6 separate regions of the Homo sapiens genome follow, and regions 1, 3, 4, 5 and 6 are each linked to region 2. A link is a contact called in ENCODE Hi-C or POLR2A ChIA-PET data. All regions are on one chromosome and are shown on one strand. The core of a region is the stretch at or near the end of the contact, and the rest is flanking DNA. Distances in the headings are between cores, read along the strand shown.

Region 1 (3,169 bases), core at 193-2,692, 3.2 Mb after region 2:
GCTCAATCTGCACAATTCTATAAGTAGGTATTACATCAACCCCATTTTACATTCAAAAGTTCAGGCTTAGAAAGAGGTTTAGTTGAAGGGCATCCAACTACTAAATGATGGGCCCAAAATTCGAATTTAGATGTAATTCTTAGAGTACGTCCTCCCTCTTCTGTGGTACTTCAAGATCCTACAATCTCCATCTGGTAGAAAAGTCCTTCTTTAAACATCTGTAGAGCTCACACAACAGCTTGTCTATCCCACATATTCATAAAAATGGAATGGTTAATGTAGAGAGACTATGAGGAATGCCCTGTAAAGAGATGATAAAAGCAACAAAGGCCAGCGAAGTGGCTCAATCCTGTCATTCCAACACTTTGGGAAGCTGAGGCGAGAGGATGGCTTGAGGCCAAGAGTTCCAGACCGGCCTGAGGCAATACAGCCAGACTCTGTCTCTAAAAGGTTAAAAAAAATTGTTTTTTTTTAGCCGAATGTTGTGGCGCATGCCTGTAGTCCTAGCTACTCGGGAGGCTGAGGCAAGAGGATCGCTTGAGCCTACGAGGAGTTGGAAGCTGCCCGGAACTATGATCGCTGCACTCCAGCCTGGGCGACAGAGAGACCCTGTCTCAGGAAAAAGAAACTGTCCATAACTTCAAAAGATAAGTAATCGAAAAAAATAATCACACCAAAACAGCCTTAATACACGTACAAAGTAATAGCAATTATACATTATTAAATGTTGTAACTTGAAGGGTCTCTAGAATGTACACAAGAGAATTGTATTATAGTAGTCCAACCCTAAAAGAGAAGGGAGCAGTTCAGGAACAAAGTCTTTCTCAAAGGGCATCTAAATACGATCCTCGGAATACTAAAGTGTGACAGATTAACGAGACGACTACGAAGTCAGTCGAGATCCAAGTGGGAGCGCCAGAGCAGGGCAAGGCAGCAATGCGCTAGCTCAGAAGTTGACTGTAGTGGAAGGTAGACGGAGACCTGGAAGAGGAGGAGGATCTGAGCATTAAAATCAGCTGGCGGGAACAGGACCAGATGTACAAGAGCTGAAGCAAGCAGCAGTGGACAAAAGGAATGGGAAGAGAAACAGGCCCCAAGGCATGTGGCATTTTACGAGCCCAAATCATGACGCTTTTCCCTGGCGTCTTCGGCCCTCGGTAGGGGCCGGATTGCTGGCAGAAGGCGCAGAACCCCAAGCAGTTGGGGGCGGGGGCGCGGACCGCCGCCAACAAGGAGCTGCTGGGCTGAGAGTTCCGCGCTTCCGGTCCCAAGCAGGCCTTCTGGAACCCAGGCTACAGCCCGAAAGTTCTAGGCGGGCATTGTCACCACCGTCTCGGCGTTCTATCCCCGATCTGGCCGCCTCCTCCCCTTGGTAAACTTTTCCCGGTAACTTACCCGCCATTTCCGAGCTACGATCACCCGCGGCTGAGGAAGGACGAATCAACCCGCGCGCTCCCGGGCCGGAAGTGACCGCACAGTCTGACATATTTTCCCCGCCCACTCCCAGCGTGACGTTAGCCAATTAAAGGAGGCGTGTCCAGGAGCCCGGCGGCGGAAGCGCCTCAAGAGGCGGGGCTAACGCCGAGAAGTCTGCGCGGGCCGTTGCCTAGCCACTGCGAATGCCGTCAGCCGCTTTGCAGGCCTGAAGTGGAGAAGGAGGCCGCAAACGGACTTTCGCGGTTGAGATGCTCTCTGGCCCTAGGAAAGTTTCTCTGGGGTTGATTTGATCAATACAGACACTTTACGCCTGTTTTCCATACCCGTCCCTGAGATGTTTTGGAGACTGGCTGAAAATCTTTCCTCTTGGCCTGGACAGTGCATCCAAACACCTGAGCCCTGTGGGCAATTTTACCATTTTACCTAGGTAAAATGTAGAGGTTGAGTTTCAGTTGCGGGAGAAGCTTTCACTTGTTTTCCTCATTTGTTTCTCATTTTGCTGTAAACTTTAACACCTTTTTTCCTTTCTCCCCTGTTTTTAACGTATACAGTATGATATTTAGGTACTCTGCTTTCACTCTGCAGGTTACTAAGAACCGTTTAGCGCGCAAAAATCGTTACCTAGGCCGGGCGCGGTGGCTCACGCCTATAATCCCAGCACTTTGGGAGGCCGAGGCGGGTAGATTGCCTGAGCTCAGGAGTTCGAGACCAGTGTAGCCAACATAGTGAAACCCCGTCTCTACTAAAAATACAAAAATTAGCCAGGCATGGTGGCAGGCGCCTGTAATCCCAGCTACTCGGGAGGCTGAGGCAGGAGAATCGCTTGAACCCTGGAGGCGAAAGTTGCAGTGAGCCGAGATTGCGCCACTACACTCCAGCCTGGGCAACAGAGTGAGACTCCGTCTCAAAAAAAAAAAAAAATTGTTACCTAATAAATACCTCAAGTAGCCTGATGTAGTCTTGCATGCCACATGTCCTAGTGGTTTGAATTACATCACAAGGTGCTACCTGATTTTAGCCATAGGCCTTGTTAGTATTTAGTAGCTGTAGGAACTGCTTTCCCCAGAGGATAAACCACTATTTAGGTATCCACAAATATTCCCACAATGTTGGCTATACACCAGAATTCCTTATCTCAACAAATATTTGTTAACAGGTTTTACAGTGATGCACGCTAAAGCTAAAATGGACCCTTGGGATGATGGTCTAGAACTAACACGCCCTCTCATTTTAGAGATGAGGAAACCAAAGCCCAGAAAAGATAAACTGCCCAAGTTCATTCTCAGTATGCAACCTATGCAGAGTGCAGTTCATCAGATACTCAGCCCAGTATTTATTTGCTCAACTATATAGAGATGGCTTTCCTGAAGATAAAGATCAGAAAAGGTACTGAGAATGCCCAGATCCTTTTTCTTTCTTTTTTTTTTTTTTTTTTTTAGACGGAGTTTCACTCTTGTTGCCCAGGCTGGAGTGCAATGGCACAATCTCAGCTCACCACAGCCTCCGCCTCCCGGGTTCAAGCGATTCTTCTGCCTCAGCCTCCTGAGTCGCTGGGATTACAGGCATGCGCCACCACACCCAGCAATTTTGTATTTTTGTAGAGACGGGGTTTCTCCATGTTGGTTAGGCTGATCTCGAACTCCCAACCTCAGATGATCTGCCCATCTCGGCCTCCAAAAGTGCTGGGATTACAGTCGTGATCCCAAGAAAAGGTTTCAAGATCCTTTTTCTT
Region 2 (3,244 bases), core at 403-2,902:
ATCGGCATAGTTTCCACCTGTTTCCTGCGCCTATCTTATTTTTTTTTCTCACTTTAGGTATACCCTCTCTTTAGAAAATTAGCTAAAACTGAATTATCAAAACAGATCAGAGTACTGTTCATATCACTAAACAGTTCTTCTCTTGTCTAAAAAGAACTGAAAGACTTTCTTTAAAATAATGTGTTTCTCGAATGCATCATGTAGATAACTAACTGCTTGACAACAGACTGGAGAAGTAGCAATGAGAAATTTAAAACCAAAGCTACTGCCCAATTGAATCAACACTGGAAAAAATTTCAAATGGAAAAACAATTTTTTTAAAAAAATCTATTCTAATTGACCCAAACTTCTTTTGAAATGTCGTAACATTTGCAGTTCTTTTTCTCACATTAGTTGTTTTGGGAGATGGAGAGAGAAGCATCTATTTAATCAATGCGTTCTAGACCTAACAATTGTGATGTCAATCAAACATTTTGTCCACCATTTCCATCATGAGTAATCTGAACTGTGAGGTTTTGCTGACATAATTAGTGTTACACTACAATGGCACTACTACATTACTGTTACTATATGGGGACGGTACTTTCATTTTAAGTAGGAAAGTGTTAATAATTTGGCTTAATGTTTCTTAACTAAAATTAGTTTTAAAAGAGGACTGAGTTGGCTTATACACATGTATGCGGTCCAGAGACCTACCTGTTAAAATGTCAATGCCATTACAATTTCACTTTTATGCCAGATATCATTCTTGAACTTCAGGCTCATTAACTCTCATACTATCCCCCAAAACCTTTCAACAATTTTGAGAGTGTATTTTATGTTAATATATAAACTAGTTCATAATTTTGTTCCAGACTAGAAATCAGTATTTAATAAATGGAAAAAATAAGACACTGAAAATCTTTTATTGAATAATGTAAATTCTCACAGAGGCCTCTGATCATACTTTTCAACTTGTGCCTATTTATTGAATAACCAACATCCTTACAGTTAATATTAAAATCTTTAAGTTGTGTGGGGTTTTTTGGAGGGGAGGGATGGGCAATTACCAGCAAACTCCGCCTCCCCCAAACCTCACCTAACCCGAAGCTCCCCGCCTCAGGCTCCCGGGGAGCCAAGGGGTGGGCTGAGGAACGCAGCCTACTTTTACCCACCTCCCTACCTAGTGCTGGGAAGTGACGGAAACGGAGACACCCGGCTCCTGGGGCTGGGCTCGGAGGACCCATCCTGCTTTCCCTCTAGCAGCCTTTCCGGAGCTCACCACCTTTCCTCCCCTCACACCGCCAAAGCCCTGCCTAGCCCTTCACCGCCGCCTGCACCCGCGCCCTCCTCCAGCCGACAGCCAATCACAGTCTTCCACAGCTCCGGGTTTACAGAAGTAACGCTCCTTGGGCCCTCTGGTCCCGCCCCCTCCAGAACTGCTTCCCGCCCTTCGGGCTCCTTGTCCAATCATGAGCGCCCGAGTGCTCTTTGATGCCCGTCCCCTCTACCCGCCCTGCCGAAGACCCGCCTTCTTCTCCTTAAGCCTGACGGAATCACCTGACTCGGAGGCGCTCCCTCAGAAGGAAGGCAAGAAGGGGCGTGTGGGTGAAGGGGAGGGGCGCCAGAAGGAAGGTGGGGATGCCGGGAGCGGGGCGAGCGGGCGGGGGTTGTCAGTCCGATCTCGCGAGAGAGGACGGAAGCCTGTGGGAGCCCGTGGCCTTTAAAGTGCCGTTCAGCCTTTTCCTCCAGGGGTGCTTTGTAAACACGGCTGTGCTCAGGGCTCGCGGGTGACCGAAAGGATCATGAACTAGTGACCTGGAAAGGTGAGTAACGATGGGCAGAGGTCAGCAGGGCTGGAGACTGTAGGGATACGGAGAAAGAAGGCGCTAACATGGCGACGTCGCTCAGCACAGTCCCCACCCCCCGTTTCCCATCACCTCGGGTGCTCCTGACGTGCTCCTTAGCCCTTGGGGCGATTGTGGCTGTGCTGCCACCTCGGCGGCCCGCGCGGTGTGGGCTTTGGGAACCTGACTGGCTGGGCCGGACCGTTAGGTAACCAGCGTTCGTTGTTCCGGCCCCTCCCTCTCGCGCGCTTTCCTAAGGCAGAGGAAAAAGGAATAACGGCTCCCTCTTAGACCCCTCCCTCCGAATTATCTTCACCCTACTTGGGTCAGTTCAGAGGTCCTCGGGGCGCGCGTCGAGTCAGCCGTGTGCGCAGGGAGACCTCTCCCACCCACAGTCCTTGGGTTGGGCGGGGAGAGGGCCCACTCTGGTCTCCCCACCCAGTATTCAAGCGATTGAGGACCGTGTATTGGTGATGGTGGCGGGGAGGAGGATCGGGAGGCGCGGCTGAAAATAGAATCAGGGTCCCTGGCTGCGGTGCAGCTTGAAGGAAAGAATGGTGTGGAGAACCTAGGAGCTGGAAGTCTCGGCCTTTTCCGTCCTTTCCGCCACCCTCACAATCCCGCTACCCCCAGCTTTTTCCCGGTGGGGCGGGGCTTAGGTGTGGGTGCAGACTGATTCTGGTATTTTCCCTTATTTTTTTTTTTTTAAATCTCTGGGTGGACAGCAGAGCGTATGTAAAGAAATAATTTGCTTTTCATCAATGCCCTAGGGACCAGGGCCGAAAGGGAGTGTGTGTACGTGTTTTCTATGTTCGCTCGTTTAACCGAACCTAGGAGGAAAAAGAGAGGAGGAGCTGGGAACTATTTTTGTGCCCCTAGGTAGTATAAAATTGGCTTTCTTTAATGGAGAGTCTTAAAACTGGTGAGGCCAAGAGCAAAACTACTGTGAATATCATGGAGTAAAAGAGATTACTCCTGATGGACCTTAGGCATCAGAAATTTTAGTGAAAGAAATGTTTCTCTTAAAATTCAACACCTATTTTAAATAGTGATGTAAAGCATTTCTTTACATGTACCTTCAGGTTTTCTAATGCTTTCCTGGCTATTATTTAACTGGTACTAAGGGATTGACTAATCCCTAAATTATAATGTGAAAGTTTAAATTTCTTAGAGGTTTTAAATTATGGAGACGGTCACAATGCATGCATTTAAGATATACATTTAAAATCAGAACAAAAACTGACTTTCTTTGAGCACACTTTTTGTCCTATTTGAAGAAACATGACCACTGGCGTTATCATTGTGAGTAACAGCCGTTCTGATCTTTAAATAGCCATATAGCTTTGGTCTCTTGAATCAAAATTATGAAGGTAAAGCTTTATTTATAAAAGCTTGTTAAAAAGTCAAACCTACAGGTT
Region 3 (3,320 bases), core at 240-2,739, 4.8 Mb before region 2:
TATATCTATATATAAGGATATATATATAAAAAGGGGAGTTTATTAAGTATTAACTTACACAATCACAAGGTCCCACAATAGGCTGTCTGCAAGCTTGAGGAGCAAGGAGAGCCAGTCTGAGTCTCACAACTGAAGAATTTGGAGTCCAATGTTTGAGGGCAGGAAGCATCCAGCATGGGAGAAAGATATAGGCTGGGAGGCTAGGCCAGTCTTGCCTTTTCATATTTTTCTGCCTGCTTTATATTCGATGGTAGCTGATTAGATTGTTCCCACCAGATTAAGGGTGAGTCTGTCTTCCCCAGTCCACTGACTCAACTGTTAATCTCCTTTGGCAACACCCTCACAGATACACCCAGGATCAATACTTTGCATCCTTCAATCCAATCAAGTTGACATTCAGAATTAACCATCACCGGTAGTATTGTGGGTTTTTAAATATATGAATACAAATGTTCATCTCCAGATCCATCTCCTGTGCCCTGTATTGGTGCACCAAAATGCACCATCAACAATGGCCAAATATCTTAAATATGAAATAAAATAGATAACACTATTGTATACTAGCAATTATCTTAAATGCATCTTGTGTATCAACTAATTCAATTCTTAAAACTACTGCCTGGATGGATACTATTGGTATTTCCATTTAACAGATCAGGAAACGGCCACAGAATGTGAAGTTACTTGCCCCAGTCATCCATAAATAATAAAAGGACTCAAGATTCAAAATAAGTAGTCCAACTGCAGTGTTTTTATTCTTAATCATCACACTCTGCCTCCAGAAAGGAGTGGAAGCACAGCACCCTAAAACTGTAATAGAGAAGTGTGTGGAGAAACCAGTCCTGGTTTATGAAAGATTTGATAACATAAAGATATTCTTGGTTTAGGAAGAGAGTTTCCAAAATAGCAAGTAGTTGAACTTTTAGGTTTTGTTACTAGTGAAAAGTGAAGTTTAAAGAAACTGTTTGATGCCCTAGTTCTGCACGCTGTACAAACTGCTACTTCCTACTCAGCCAGGCAATCTCTTTATTCTCAGGTCATACCAGTTGGTACCTTAACCTAAAAGAGAGGCAACACAGTCTCTATAGAATTAGTTTTTCCTCATTATTTCACTCTATTTATGATTTAATATTCTCCCATTCTTATGGCCTGGATATCTTGGAATTTATTAGGCACTTAACTGTTGGTCAAACTCTTATAAAGTCTCAGGAAAATCTCTCTCTTAAGATTTTTCAAGGAAAGTGACAACTGACTGCTTTTTTAAAAAAAATTTCCCCAAAATGCAGTGAAATAGTTTTAAAGTAAATTCGGCTAGACCCTGAACACTACTAGGCTGCCAGTGAGCAGCGTGGATGTTAACTCGCTGGCGCGCATCTGTATGAACTACAATTCCCATCGTACACCGCGCCATTTCACGCTAAACTACAATTATGCTTTCCTCATTTCCGTCAGCACAGGCGCTGGATTTCGGACTTTGTAGTTCATGCCAACTTCTCTTTTTTGTCGCCATTTTGGCAACAAGACAGTGTGCCTGGATCGACTACTTTGACTCTGGTATTATGATATGGTATTTGAAATAAATTAAAGGGATAACGTGTCAAGCCAATTGAGCGTCAAGTTTTTAAATATTTCACTATTCGCCTTCTTCCTACCGTCGGTGCTCGGGAAGAGGAAGTGACGTACGTCCGGTGTAATGGCGGCGCGGTGGAGCTCTAGGTAATTATCGAACTCCGTGGAGTCCCCGCAGGCAGAGACGCGGAGTGGGGGTGGCGGGTCGCCGGATCGGGTGGGAAGTAAAAGACCCCCAGGAGTGGGTGCGGGCTCACTGATACGGCTGTGAGCGGCATTGGAGTGTGCGTGGGTCTTCTCGCTACGCTCGGGCCCGCAAGAGGGGTGTGAGAGCGGCTAGGTCCAAGCAGGTGGGGAGGGAATGGGCTGCCATGAACTGACTGCCTGAGCGGACCGGCTGACCTTCCTTGTGAAGTTCCTGGAGCTGTCTGAAATCCTGCACCAACGCTGGTGCTGTGTTGTTTCTTGTGCACTGCGTTTTATACTTAGAGCCTCTGGAGTCCATTGGGGCTTGCCAAAGCCCCTTTCCTAGTGCCCGGGTCCCAGGGTCAGGGGAGTGGGATTAATGAGATCTAGTTGATTAAAAGTTAGTTGAATTACTTGCACTCTTATGCCTCTTGCCGGCATTATATCCCTTTGACTATTTGTTTTAAATTTCATTAGCGTCTTCTTTTTCATTTATTTGCCCTGTAAATACTGATAGTGTCTAGTGTTTAGTCTTGAAGACACTTCGCTTCTCATGTGCCCGCTTCATCTGTCATTCTTGATCCTTCCATAACTTGAACTATCTCCAGTGAGGTAATAACTGCCAAACTTGGGTCTCCAGGCTCCACCTCTCTAACGAGCTCTGGGTCCTACAACACAGCATTATATAACGGAAATATAATAGTTAATTTCACTGAGTTTAACTGCAAAAACCACGGTACCTATTTCCATTTAATCCTAACAATTCTTCTGAGGTAAGTGGAGAAGGCAGGATTTGGAGAAAGGCTATTCTAGATGCAAGAATTAGGTAAGAGTTTCCTTTGCATTTTTAGATGTGCAGAGACTCGAAATAGCAGATAAGCAAGCAAACTTGGTTCTCAGCAGATCAGTTAACCTACCTCTTATCTGTATTTAGACTTACCTTGTTTTAGGATTGCTTGTGAATTCAGGAGTTAACATAAATTATCATCCTACTATGGAAGGGCAGATTTAAAATTGACATTAAAAGTGTGGTTTTGACCAGGAGAGGAGAAGCATTGTTACAGGCGTTATCAGTAGGTGGAGGAAAGCCACTTGTGTTGGTCCTGGGTGATGGACTAGTAGACCAAAGATTTCTGTTTTATCCAGCTATTATTAGGTCTGTCACTTGGAGCAAGTTACCTAAAGTCTCTAGTGTCAGCTTCATCATCTGGAAACATGTAGGTAGTAATACAATACCTGCCTCACTGTATTGTCTTTTTTTGAGTATAAAGAAAAATAATGCAGATGAGGCACTGAGCACAGCGTTAGCGTTGTATTATTGTAAATTACTACTATGATACAGTTGATGAGTTCTCTCTGTTCCTCAATTCTTGTTCTCTGGTTCTGAATGTTGCCTTTCCACCTGTAAGTGTCCTTCCAGTTGTTTTTTGTTTTTTGTTTTGTTTTGTTTTGTTTGAGACGGAGTCTTACTCTGTCGCCCAGGCTGGAGTGCTGTGGCGCTATCTCGGCTCACTGCAAGCTCCGCCTCCCTAGTTCATGCCATTCTCCTGCCTCAGCCTCCCAAG
Region 4 (3,559 bases), core at 409-2,908, 3.3 Mb before region 2:
GTGGGAAGCAATGCAATTTAGGCACTAACGATAGTCCCGGATACAATCTACAGTGGACCTAGTCCAAAGGGAATTCCTTCACAAGTCCACCACCGGAATTTTGGCAACACCAAAGTGCTGTTTTGAATCCTCATGGCATACAGCTCATTGATTGAGCATTTCATTCATTTTCCATCTTATATGCTTACAAAACTGTGTTTAATATTAAATATAAATTCACAGATATAAACAATTATATGCAAATCTTTATTTAAAAAATAAAGCCACATTACATATAAGTAACTATATAAACTATTACCTAGTGGTTTCTTACTCTGAAGTTGGGCACACAGACTCTCTCTCTTTGAAATGGAGTCCTGCTGCATCTTTTTGTTTCATTATTATCCCAGCTACTTAACCTTTAACAAGAGCTATATAAAGTTCTGGCCTGTTTTTAAGTAATTTTGTGGCAAAAAATGAATTTTACCTGAGTGCTGAAATGTTTTGCCATAGGTGTTATGCGGAGTTCATATATTGTGAAATACTGACTATGTAGCCCTTCCAATAAGATATCCATTAAAACAGTGATGGATAGTAATCTATATACATACATATATAGACGGAGAGGAAGAGAGAATAGGCTCTAATTAAAGCATCAGATGATATAATTTGATTAGATTCTGAACATCTTTCACTTGTTTCAAGCATCCAGGGCTTACATGCTAACAAAACAACAAATCGCTTTTTTTTTTTTTTTTTTTTTTGAGAGGGAGTCTGACTCTGTCGCCCAGGCTGGAGTGCAGTGGCGCGATCTCGGCTCACTGCAACATTTGCCTCCCGGGTTCAAGCGATTCTCCTGCTTTAGCCTCCCGAGTAGCTGGGATTACAGGCGCATGCCACCACGCCCGGCTAATTTTTGTATTTTTAGTAGAGACAGGGTTTCACCATGTTGGCCAGGCTGGTCTCGAACTGCTTACTTCAGGCGATCCGCCAGCCTCGGCCTCCTAAAGTGCTGGGATTACAGGCGTGAGCCACCGCGCCCGCCCATAAATCACTTTTAATAATATCCTTTCGTACGAATAGCATTGTGCAAGCAATCTTCCATAACACCGAGTAAGCACAGGGGAGCATTTCTGCTAGTGCCTAGCAAGCCCCTGGAGAAGCGACACGTCATCTAATGGCCCACCAAAGGTGCTGCATCCCAGGCAAACGCCATTACAACCGACTACCCAGGTCCCCGGAAAGGCCTTCGTTTACTCCTAACGTGTTTTGCTGGGATGCACTGACCCAGCGTTCCATCTCGCGACGAAAGCCCAGAAGACAAAGGAGCCCGCCCGGCGGGAGAGGAGCGGGTGTTTGGACGTCCCCGCGTGTTCCTAAACACAGGGCTCGGGGACCCGAAGAGCGCACCGCAGCCCCCTGGAGCGTATATATCCGGGGTCTCAAGCTTCAGGACCAGGCCCGGGAGACTCCCTGGAATTCTGCCTTCGTAATTTTAGAATCTTTTTCTTAAAGTGACCCAGCCCCCAATCCGTCCTCCCCACAAAGGCTTAACTTTAGGCCTCAACGACCCTAGACCCACGCCGGACAATCCCTCTAATCCCTCTCTCCCGGCAAGAAACGGCCTCCTGCTAAGGACAAAGAACTGCGGCCTAGGGGCCAGTTACTACAGGCTGGTCAGGGCCGGCAGGGGCGGGCGCGGAGAACCCCCGGGAGCCCAATGCCTGTGCCCACGCGGGAGCGGGGCGGAGCCGGGCGGGAAGGGGGCGGACCCTGGAAGGGACAGGGGCGGAGTTGGGCCGGGACGGAGGCCCGCAGAGGAGCAGCGAGGGGGCGTAGCCGGAGCTACGGCACCAAGGCTCCGCCCCCACCCTGCCTGCCCCCTCGCTGGAGCAACGCAAGCAGGAGGCGGGGGAGTCGGAGGAGGTGGCGGCGCTGGAGCTCCTCCCGGGGACCAGCGACCCGGGGAGCGAGCACGTCGCTCCGCACCGCTCTTCCTCCAGCCGCTGAGCCGTCCCTTCTCGCCATGTCCCAGAGCAGGCACCGCGCCGAGGCCCCGCCGCTGGAGCGCGAGGACAGTGGGACCTTCAGGTCAGCGTGCGGGCAGTCAGGGCCCCAGGGCCGGGAGCGTTGGGCGGCAGGGCCGGGGCGCGGGGAGCCGGCCCTCCAGAGGCATTCTGGGTAAAGCCGTGCCCGGCGCCCACGCCTCCGCGGCTGTGGGTGCTCGGCCCCGCCCTCTCGGCGGCGAGGGTTGGGGTCTGCGGCCGGGCCCCGCCCCTCTCGTGGTCCCTGGCGGCGCGCGGGGCGGGCGGAGGTGACGCTCGGTCGGCGCGCCCGGGAAGGGATCGTCAGGTTTTCCCTGAGAGGCTGCGGCGCTGCTGCCAGCCCTGTTCTGTTGAGAATCTCTCCTACCCGCATTCAAGTGCTCTCTCTAAAGACCTCGCTCACCCCGCCTGCTCCTGCGGAGTGACTGCCGCAGCGGGGCCGGAAGACAGGTGCGCCCCAGCCTCGCCAGCTCTGGCCCTGGCCTCCGGGGAACTCGGCGCCTCCCTCGTCACCGTCGGTGGCGGTTAAAACTGGCCTCTACGCTTCTGCTTCAATCTCCAATTTGGCATGCAAAGCACACCTTTTTGTGGTTTTTGCAGTTTGGGGAAGATGATAACAGCTAAGCCAGGGAAAACACCGATTCAGGTATTACACGAATACGGCATGAAGACCAAGAACATCCCAGTTTATGAATGTGAAAGATCTGATGTGCAAATACACGTGCCCACTTTCACCTTCAGAGTAACCGTTGGTGACATAACCTGCACAGGTCTGTATACACAGTTAACCTGGATGACCGAGTGGGTTGGCAGTCAATACTTGGTGTTGCTTTTCAGTTCGGAAAAGTTCTCTTTTTGCCAGACAGCTGTGAGGAACAGGCTCTGAAACTGAGACCTCTCATCTCAGGTCGTTAGGGCTTTTCAGCTGCATCTGATTCTCTTCCTAATTTTCTCTTCCCCACATACCAAGGAAGCTTAGAAACTAAAAAGTTACCCAGCCGGATGGCTGGATCCTGCATGGCTCTTCTCATACCCTAGGATCCTCCTAGGGTTCTTCTTAGAATTAGAGGGAAGCAGGAAAGGTTCTTGGAGCAGTCATAGCTGGGTCAGTAGGTACTGTGAAGTTTCATAGATTATAGCGGATGCCAGGAGGCATGACCCCAGAATTTTCTGAGCGTCTCTCCTCTCTGTATGGACTCATTTGGCACTTTAGGTCCATTGTGCTACTTTTGATTCTGTATCCAAACAAAATGAGGAAGGGGAGAAGGTCCTCATATATTACATAATAACTTCTAGTTTTTGAAACTGAACAGATATTTTGTATATTATCCACTTTTTAAACAAGAAGAAACAGGTTCAGAGAGATTATAAGTAACATGCGTATAGCAATGAAGTCACAAAGCAATGAAATTTTAAAGTTCATGCTTTCTTTTGGTCTGTGAGCTTGAGCAAATGATAACTAAAGTTGCTCATTTGTAAATGTGGACATTATTTTTCTTATGTATCTATTTAATTGCAAACACAGAAAACATTGG
Region 5 (3,408 bases), core at 261-2,760, 3.3 Mb before region 2:
CTTCAGAAATACATAATATCCTGTTTCTTCATGAAATCCTGTTTTTATTTTACATAAAATCCTGTTTTTTCTTCAAAAATACATAAAAGCCTTCCTATTTCTGTTTGCTTCGTATTTTCCTCATATTCAAGGGGTCTGAAATTATCTCCTAGGAAGGCAATGTGCAGCAGACGGGGTCCTCTGACAAGGAATGGCGAGGGCCCCCAAGGAACTGTCATCACGCCGATAACCTTGGATAGCCACAATTTTATTTAGAATATAAAACATGGAACTCGACTTCGGAATTTTAGTCTAGAAATGGGGACTTCCCCCTAGCTTTTATGATTTTTGAAACTCCTGCTTGGACGCAATTGTCATCTTGCATAATCGACAGTAATTTTCAGGTTTATGGAATTTTGCAAACTTTAAGCAAAGCACATCAATCAGGCTCAGTGCTGCGGCTTTTCTTCGCATCACCGAGGTAGAATAGCACCTCTACTCCCAGAACTTAATCCAGGCGAATGCAGAAGGCCTTTGCTGGTTTTCTGGTTTGGGTAGTCTTTGGGTATTCACTTGGAAACAAGGCGAATTGATGGATGGATAGAGTGATGGATGGATATGTAATAAATATAATATAGTTCAATGACAGGATCCAGATGGTGGGTGTAGGAGAGTTTACTGTAGAATTCAACTTTCTGTGTATTTTAAAGGTTTTCATACTAAAATTGGTGGTGAAGTGGTGTTGTCACACAGATTTGACCAAATCCCTGCTGCGTATTAGCTGTGAGATTGGGACAACATGCCCAATACTCAAGTTTTCTTGACTGATGTGGACAATTACGTATCCCATGGGATGGTACAAAAAAGTCAAAAGAACATTCCCCGCACTACCAGAGGCCCTCGAATCAAGGGCGGCCCCGAGTGGCGGGGAAAAGAAATGCAAGCCAGCGGAGGATGCTGAATTGTGGAGGTCGGCTCTCGGAAACGCCTGCAGCCAGGCAGAGGAGTTGCGGTACCGCAGTTTCGTTGCATCGGGCTGGCCTTCAGGTTGTGCGACTCAGCCTGGAACCTCTGAATGCAAGATTCCGACCTGAGAATGCGCTTCAAGGACACCTCCGAAGCACCCAGAAAGCCACCGCCAGCCTATTTTTTACGCTCCTTTTCCAGCATGCCTCTCCCTCCCCCCAGTATCTATCTGCTCGTTCCCTAGGGGTCTTAGAAGCCTTTTGCTTCCAGAAATGACAACCATATTCCCTGACTCTACGACATCCCAGGCTGTTTATTTCGTCTTATGCCAGTTTCATTTTAGAAAATGCGAATGTTGTCACCGAACCCTGAGGAAACCTGCTGTAAAATACGCGGGTTTAGCGAGAAGAAGCGGAGCGAGTGTGCGTTGCGATCTTAAAGACTGAGGACAGCCAGCCCGAGGGCCTAGAAACAGCGTTAACCGCGCTGAGCCCGCTGCGGGAGGCGGAGGGGTTGGGGCCATGAGAGGGCGGGGCCGCATCTATGGCCCCGCCCCGGCCCTTTGTGACGCAGGACAACGCCTGCCACGCGTCGGAACTCGGCCGCGGGACATCCACGGGGCGCGAGTGACACGCGGGAGGGAGAGCAGTGTTCTGCTGGAGCCGATGCCAAAAACCATGCATTTCTTATTCAGATTCATTGTTTTCTTTTATCTGTGGGGCCTTTTTACTGCTCAGAGACAAAAGAAAGAGGAGAGCACCGAAGAAGTGAAAATAGAAGTTTTGCATCGTCCAGAAAACTGCTCTAAGACAAGCAAGAAGGGAGACCTACTAAATGCCCATTATGACGGCTACCTGGCTAAAGACGGCTCGAAATTCTACTGCAGGTAGGAAATGCTGCGAGCTGCCCGTGCGTCCAGTTGCACAAAATCTTGCCTGCCTCCACCAAGCGGAAGCCTCATTGGTTGGTTGGTTGGGGTTTTATTTTTTAACGGTAAAAGTTGAGCCCTTTATTCATTAAAAAAAATCACATTATATGGCAGTGTTTCTCTAATAAACTGAATATTTTTATTTAAAGTATTGAAAATGTTGTGGCAATAAATTATCAAAAATACGATACATCCACACACACATCAACCACCACCATTACCCTTGGGACCTCCAGAATTAAATCAAGGTTCTGCCTATAAGGATGTTCACATTTTTCCCTTGCCAGAAGTATTGAGTCTTTACGGAGGAATACATGGAATAAAGAGATTTAATTCTGGCCTTCAGAAGCACGATTTTTATAGGTTGTGGCCACTTTCTATCAAGAAAAACAGTTACTTCCCTGGTGACTTCTGGTGGGCCCTGCTCCCTCATTCCACCTGGTGCCTACTCTGATTTAATTGATGGCTTATTACTCAGAGGGAGAATCTTTTCTTTACCCTGTAAAGATAGGACTGGGAAAAACAGTTCCATCCATTTAGAATAAAATAGAGAAATTTAATAAGAATTTATACAATTTTATAATTTAATAAGAATTTAATAAATTATATCATTAGAATTTAATAAGAAAATATACCATTTTAAATTACTATTAAAATGACTTTTTGAGGCTAAAACTGCCCTATCATTTTTTTACAACAAACCCAGGGAGTTAAATGAGTTCTTTGTACAAGCCATGCACCTAGTTAGGGGCTGGAGACCCATTAAAAAGTTAACTGTTGAATAGTTTTTGTAAAGATAACAATTTTAAAAAATGAGATGGCTGTTAATGATTAACTTTGGGCAAATCATACTTCTTTCTGGTGATTATAGGGAAGTTTGAGTCAAACACCCCATTAAGGGTTTTAGAAAGAGTGATTATATGGGAATGATGGTTAGAGAGGACTCCAATTTTAAATGCCCAGCTGTATTTTCAAGTTTGATTTCTTGAAATCAGTTTACTTAAGTATTGCTTTTTGTTATAGCCGGACACAAAATGAAGGCCACCCCAAATGGTTTGTTCTTGGTGTTGGGCAAGTCATAAAAGGCCTAGACATTGCTATGACAGATATGTGCCCTGGAGAAAAGCGAAAAGTAGTTATACCCCCTTCATTTGCATACGGAAAGGAAGGCTATGGTAAGATGTTTAATTTTAATTTCTTGTTTTAGTTATATTTAAAAAATGATTAATAGATTTCTGGGTATATAGGTCTGAAAGAATTGAAAGCACAGTCTCAAAGAAATATTTGTACAGCCATGCTCATAGCAGCCATGTACAATAGACAAGAGATGGAAGCAAGCCACATGTCCATACATAGAGAAATGGATAAACAAAATGAATACATGCATATATGGAAGCCAGGCACAGTGGCTCATGCCTGTAATCCCAACACTTTGGGAGGCCAAGGTGGTAGAATCACTTGAGGCCAGGACCAGCCTGAGCAACAGCAAGACCCTGCTCTACAAAAAAAAAAAAAAAAAAAATGAAATGGAATAT
Region 6 (3,332 bases), core at 558-3,057, 3.5 Mb after region 2:
TGATGGCACTTTTAGTACAATTATTTGTGGACATACCTGAAATGTTCCCTATTAGATTGTAATGTACTTGAAATCAGGGACTGTTTTTTAGTTATTTTTGTTGCCTTCACAACATCCAGCAGAATGACCTTAACATTACAATTGACACTGGCTAATGAATAATGGATACGGTAGACACAATTACAATCTGAGCTTCAAAAACCAATTGCATAAACACTACTTCAGCTTGAGTTTTAGGAAGAAATAATGAATTAGGATTTTTTTTTTTTAAGTAGCCTAGCAGCTGAGCATAAGGCAGGAGCCAGGAACTCCTTACCTTCTCCACATGATTGACTTATTGCCTAATGATCAATCTCTTTCAATGTCTCTGTACAAGTGAAGTATTAAATGCTTTAGATCAAGAAAACTAGGAGAATAACCTCTGGAAAACTGTATTTCCAGAGGTTAGGGGAAATCTCTTAAAAAGCACAATTGTTAAATCTGAACAAAGGTAAGTCAGTCAAGAGGAGAAATTCACCTACTAAGAAGTGGATAAAGGAAATTTCAGCTACTAAACTCCATTAAGACTGGCAAGCGAATTGATAATTTTCAAGCATACGAAAAGGATGAAAAGTTGACATAGCAGACCTGAAATATATACACAATATCTTCCAAGATTTGTTTGAACAAACTAAAAGCAAGAGACCGTGTTTCTTATTCCACTCTTTCTACACCTCTAAACAGCTCCATACAAACGGCTGGTGAAGAGAACTTCCATACGTAACTGTATGCTACGCTAGGCACATTATATTTTGTTCAACGTCAACTGTAAAACAGATATACCAACACTAATTGATATTAAAATAAGCGCATTTTTAAAGCCCAACAACAAAGTCTTGACCAGCTGAACTACAGCTGACCAATCCTCTCATCCTCACAGAAGCCAGAGCCTTCCTCCATGACCGACATGTTCACGTTCTTAAAACTCAAGAGAAGAGAGTCTCTAGAGTTTTGTGCTAGAACCTCCGTGTTCGGGGGCTTTCCATCACACATAAGGTGAGGGGAGACACTATCAAGGCAAGTAGAGATGGCCTTAATTTGTAAAATGGGGCAAGGCGAAAACGAATCACTTTCTCCCCTGGGGTCACGGCCAAGAGGGCGCGGTCCACGGCAGGGCGTCCGGAAGAAGCCAGTGGGCGCCGGACAAGCCTCAAGGCTCCCCAGGCCGCCTCTGGAGGGTCGAGAAGGGAAAGGAGTGGACTCCTCTCGCCGGGCCGCAATGAGTCACCGCACCCAGGTCTCCCCGCCTTTCCTCCCCAAAGCTGGGCCGGGCGGGGATGTCAGCAGGAACTGCCAAGCCGCCCTTCGAGTTGCGACGTGGAACACAGGCAGGGAGGCCTTGAGGGAAGAACAGTCAACCCACCTGTCAGGTGACTGGATGGGGAAGAGTCCTCCCGCCTGCAACTTCCCGGTAACGTCCCTCGCCTAAGCCCCCAACACCAACTGTAGCCACCACCAGCTCCGCGGCTTTCCAAAGCACACAAAGAGGGATGGGCGGCGGCTGCTACGGCGAGAGCTTAGGGACAAATAGCCTCACCAGAACGAGGTCGCTCCCAGAAATAAAAGGTGGGGCCCTGCTGCGAGGAATTGTAGCCCCTCCGTGACTTACCTGTCGTAAAGCAGAAGCCGGTAGATAAAACAAAGAACCCAGTCAACCCAGGGGCCTTAAGTATTTCCGCTTTGCCAAAAACTGGAAAACTACGCCTAATATTCTCAGGCCAGGAATCCAACTTCCGCCCTCGCCTTACAAACTGACACGATCGAGAAGAACTACAAACCCCGGCAACAAGGAAAACCTGCGTGCGACGAGCAGTGCGTTCTGGGAATTGTGGTCGCTGGGCGTCGCAAGGTGTGCTGGGACATGTAGTGTGTCCCCTCCTTTAGATTTCCCACTCCAAGGCCTTCTTCCGTCGAGAAGCTTCTGTATAAAGTATTCTCGTCTGTTGATCCGTGCCCACAGTGTAGTATGTGTTATAGTGTAAGATCTTTGACCCAATATTGGCGGAATTTTAAGGTCTATTTTCCAGTGGTGAACCTGTGAATCACGCTGCTGCACATTTGGTGAAGACGTGAAGTAGACTGTTTAGGATGTAAAACATTATATATATATATGTACATACATATGTAAGTTTTAGGGAAAGAATGTCTTATATAGGCTTCATGTGGCATCTTAGGCAAAATCTAAATAAAAATATGTCAACTGACATAGCAAATAATTCTTTAGTATTTTGTTGCAGTGTGGTAGCATTTTGGTTTTCTCTCAAACAATTTTAGGAAATAAAGCATTTTGTATTATTGGACTCTCAAACCAAGCTAGAATGTTTTCCACAGTTAGATTTTTAACATACAAAGAAAACAAAAGTTACTGGAACATGAATTTACCTGCAATGTATACATTGACACACCTTTTTAAAGTTTAAATAATTTAAAGCATTATTTGGCAGGAGTTAAAGCTAACACCAAGGTAATATCTTTTCTATGTTCTAGAAAACTGATTGTTCTAGAAGTTCTAGATATTGCCCAAGTCTAGAATGAACCTTTATGATTCAAATTCCAAGTCCTTGGGCTTGTGGTCTTTTTCTTATCTTTCTCTGCCTTATCTGTGGTCTTTTGTGTAGAAAAAAATATTCTAAAAATAAATTTGAGAAAGAAAATCCTTGGCTTTCCACAGCTTTTCCCAATAACCTAACATTCAAAGAGCTTTATAGCTATGTTATTTTTTTACTTCTTTCCTAATAGTTTTCATGTATTAATTTGAAAAAAAATTATTATTGATTGCCTACCATGTGCCAGCAATGGTGATGGGTGTTGTGGTAACAGCTAAAATGGACCAGGCGCAGTGGCTCACACCTGTAATCCCAGCACTTTGGGAGGCCGAGGCAGGCAGATCACCTGAGCTCAGGACTTAGAGACCAGCCTGGGCAACATGGTGAAACCCCGTCTCTACAAAAAATAGAAAAATTAGCAGGGTGTGTGGCATGCGCCTGTAGTCCTAGCTAGTCACGAGGCTGAGGCAGGAGGATGGCTTGCGCCCAGGAGGCGGAGGTTATAGTGAGCTGAGATTACACAATTGCATTCCAGCCTGGGAGACAGAGCAAGACCCTGCCTCAAAAAAAAAAAAAAGAAAAAGAAACAAAAAAAACAAAAAACATAAAAATGCACAAAAATGCACATCCTTCTTCTCAAGGGAGAAAGGACACTCGCTCAACTAAGAATGGATGGTTCCTGACTGATGGTTTAACTTATGATTTTTTTCTCATTACAATGGGCTTATTAGAGTAAAATGCATTTTC

What was found. Hi-C counts contacts between places; a loop is a spot of excess contacts on that map. ChIA-PET counts read pairs that join two places held with the same protein, here RNA polymerase II (POLR2A). Pooled maps may share reads with other maps.
Region 1: a loop to region 2 is called in a map of gastrocnemius medialis, with 13 times the contacts of the local background. The contact joins the promoter of HAT1 here to the promoter of ATF2 in region 2. A Hi-C loop is called at or near these places in 2 of 168 maps with a recorded cell type or tissue (CD4-positive, alpha-beta T cell and gastrocnemius medialis) and 9 of 50 pooled maps. POLR2A ChIA-PET finds 5 or more read pairs at or near these places in 1 of 52 experiments (OCI-LY7).
Region 3: a map of B cell shows a loop between it and region 2 (10-fold over the local background). The contact joins the promoter of CWC22 here to the promoter of ATF2 in region 2. A Hi-C loop is called at or near these places in 3 of 168 maps with a recorded cell type or tissue (B cell, CD4-positive, alpha-beta T cell and CD4-positive, alpha-beta memory T cell) and 8 of 50 pooled maps.
Region 4: a pooled map shows a loop between it and region 2 (23-fold over the local background). The contact joins the promoter of PJVK here to the promoter of ATF2 in region 2. A Hi-C loop is called at or near these places in 14 of 50 pooled maps.
Region 5: a map of CD8-positive, alpha-beta T cell shows a loop between it and region 2 (30-fold over the local background). The contact joins the promoter of FKBP7 here to the promoter of ATF2 in region 2. A Hi-C loop is called at or near these places in 3 of 168 maps with a recorded cell type or tissue (CD8-positive, alpha-beta T cell, naive thymus-derived CD4-positive, alpha-beta T cell and sigmoid colon) and 14 of 50 pooled maps.
Region 6: a map of CD8-positive, alpha-beta T cell shows a loop between it and region 2 (12-fold over the local background). The contact joins the promoter of DYNC1I2 here to the promoter of ATF2 in region 2. A Hi-C loop is called at or near these places in 3 of 168 maps with a recorded cell type or tissue (CD4-positive, alpha-beta T cell, CD8-positive, alpha-beta T cell and naive thymus-derived CD4-positive, alpha-beta T cell) and 10 of 50 pooled maps.

The regions. Positions count from the first base shown.
Region 1 is chr2:171,920,734-171,923,902 of GRCh38, reverse strand. It overlaps HAT1 (histone acetyltransferase 1), which reads right to left and starts at 1,442. Exons shown (of 11, transcript NM_003642.4): 1 at 1,396-1,442. The coding sequence starts at 1,402. It overlaps LOC105373740 (a long non-coding RNA gene), which reads left to right and starts at 1,514. Exons shown (of 3, transcript XR_923579.2): 1 at 1,514-1,864; 2 at 2,672-2,823. RefSeq lists enhancers at 1,168-1,217, 1,358-2,006.
Region 2 is chr2:175,166,611-175,169,854 of GRCh38, reverse strand. It overlaps ATF2 (activating transcription factor 2), which reads left to right and starts at 1,652. Exons shown (of 14, transcript NM_001880.4): 1 at 1,652-1,805. It overlaps MIR933 (microRNA 933), which reads left to right and starts at 2,146; the gene lies at 2,146-2,222. RefSeq lists a silencer at 1,634-1,703.
Region 3 is chr2:180,005,466-180,008,785 of GRCh38, reverse strand. It overlaps CWC22 (CWC22 spliceosome associated protein), which reads left to right and starts at 1,489. Exons shown (of 20, transcript NM_020943.3): 1 at 1,489-1,919. RefSeq lists an enhancer at 1,809-2,341.
Region 4 is chr2:178,449,477-178,453,035 of GRCh38, reverse strand. PJVK (pejvakin) reads right to left here and starts at 1,658. Exons shown (of 7, transcript NM_001042702.5): 1 at 1,267-1,658. It overlaps PRKRA (protein activator of interferon induced protein kinase EIF2AK2), which reads left to right and starts at 1,861. Exons shown (of 8, transcript NM_003690.5): 1 at 1,861-2,070; 2 at 2,625-2,794. The coding sequence starts at 2,006. RefSeq lists a silencer at 1,589-2,368 and an enhancer at 2,131-2,705.
Region 5 is chr2:178,476,702-178,480,109 of GRCh38, reverse strand. FKBP7 (FKBP prolyl isomerase 7) reads left to right here and starts at 1,510. Exons shown (of 4, transcript NM_181342.3): 1 at 1,510-1,831; 2 at 2,897-3,048. The coding sequence starts at 1,611.
Region 6 is chr2:171,685,944-171,689,275 of GRCh38, reverse strand. It overlaps DYNC1I2 (dynein cytoplasmic 1 intermediate chain 2), which reads right to left and starts at 1,807. Exons shown (of 18, transcript NM_001378.3): 1 at 1,649-1,807. RefSeq lists an enhancer at 1,637-1,806.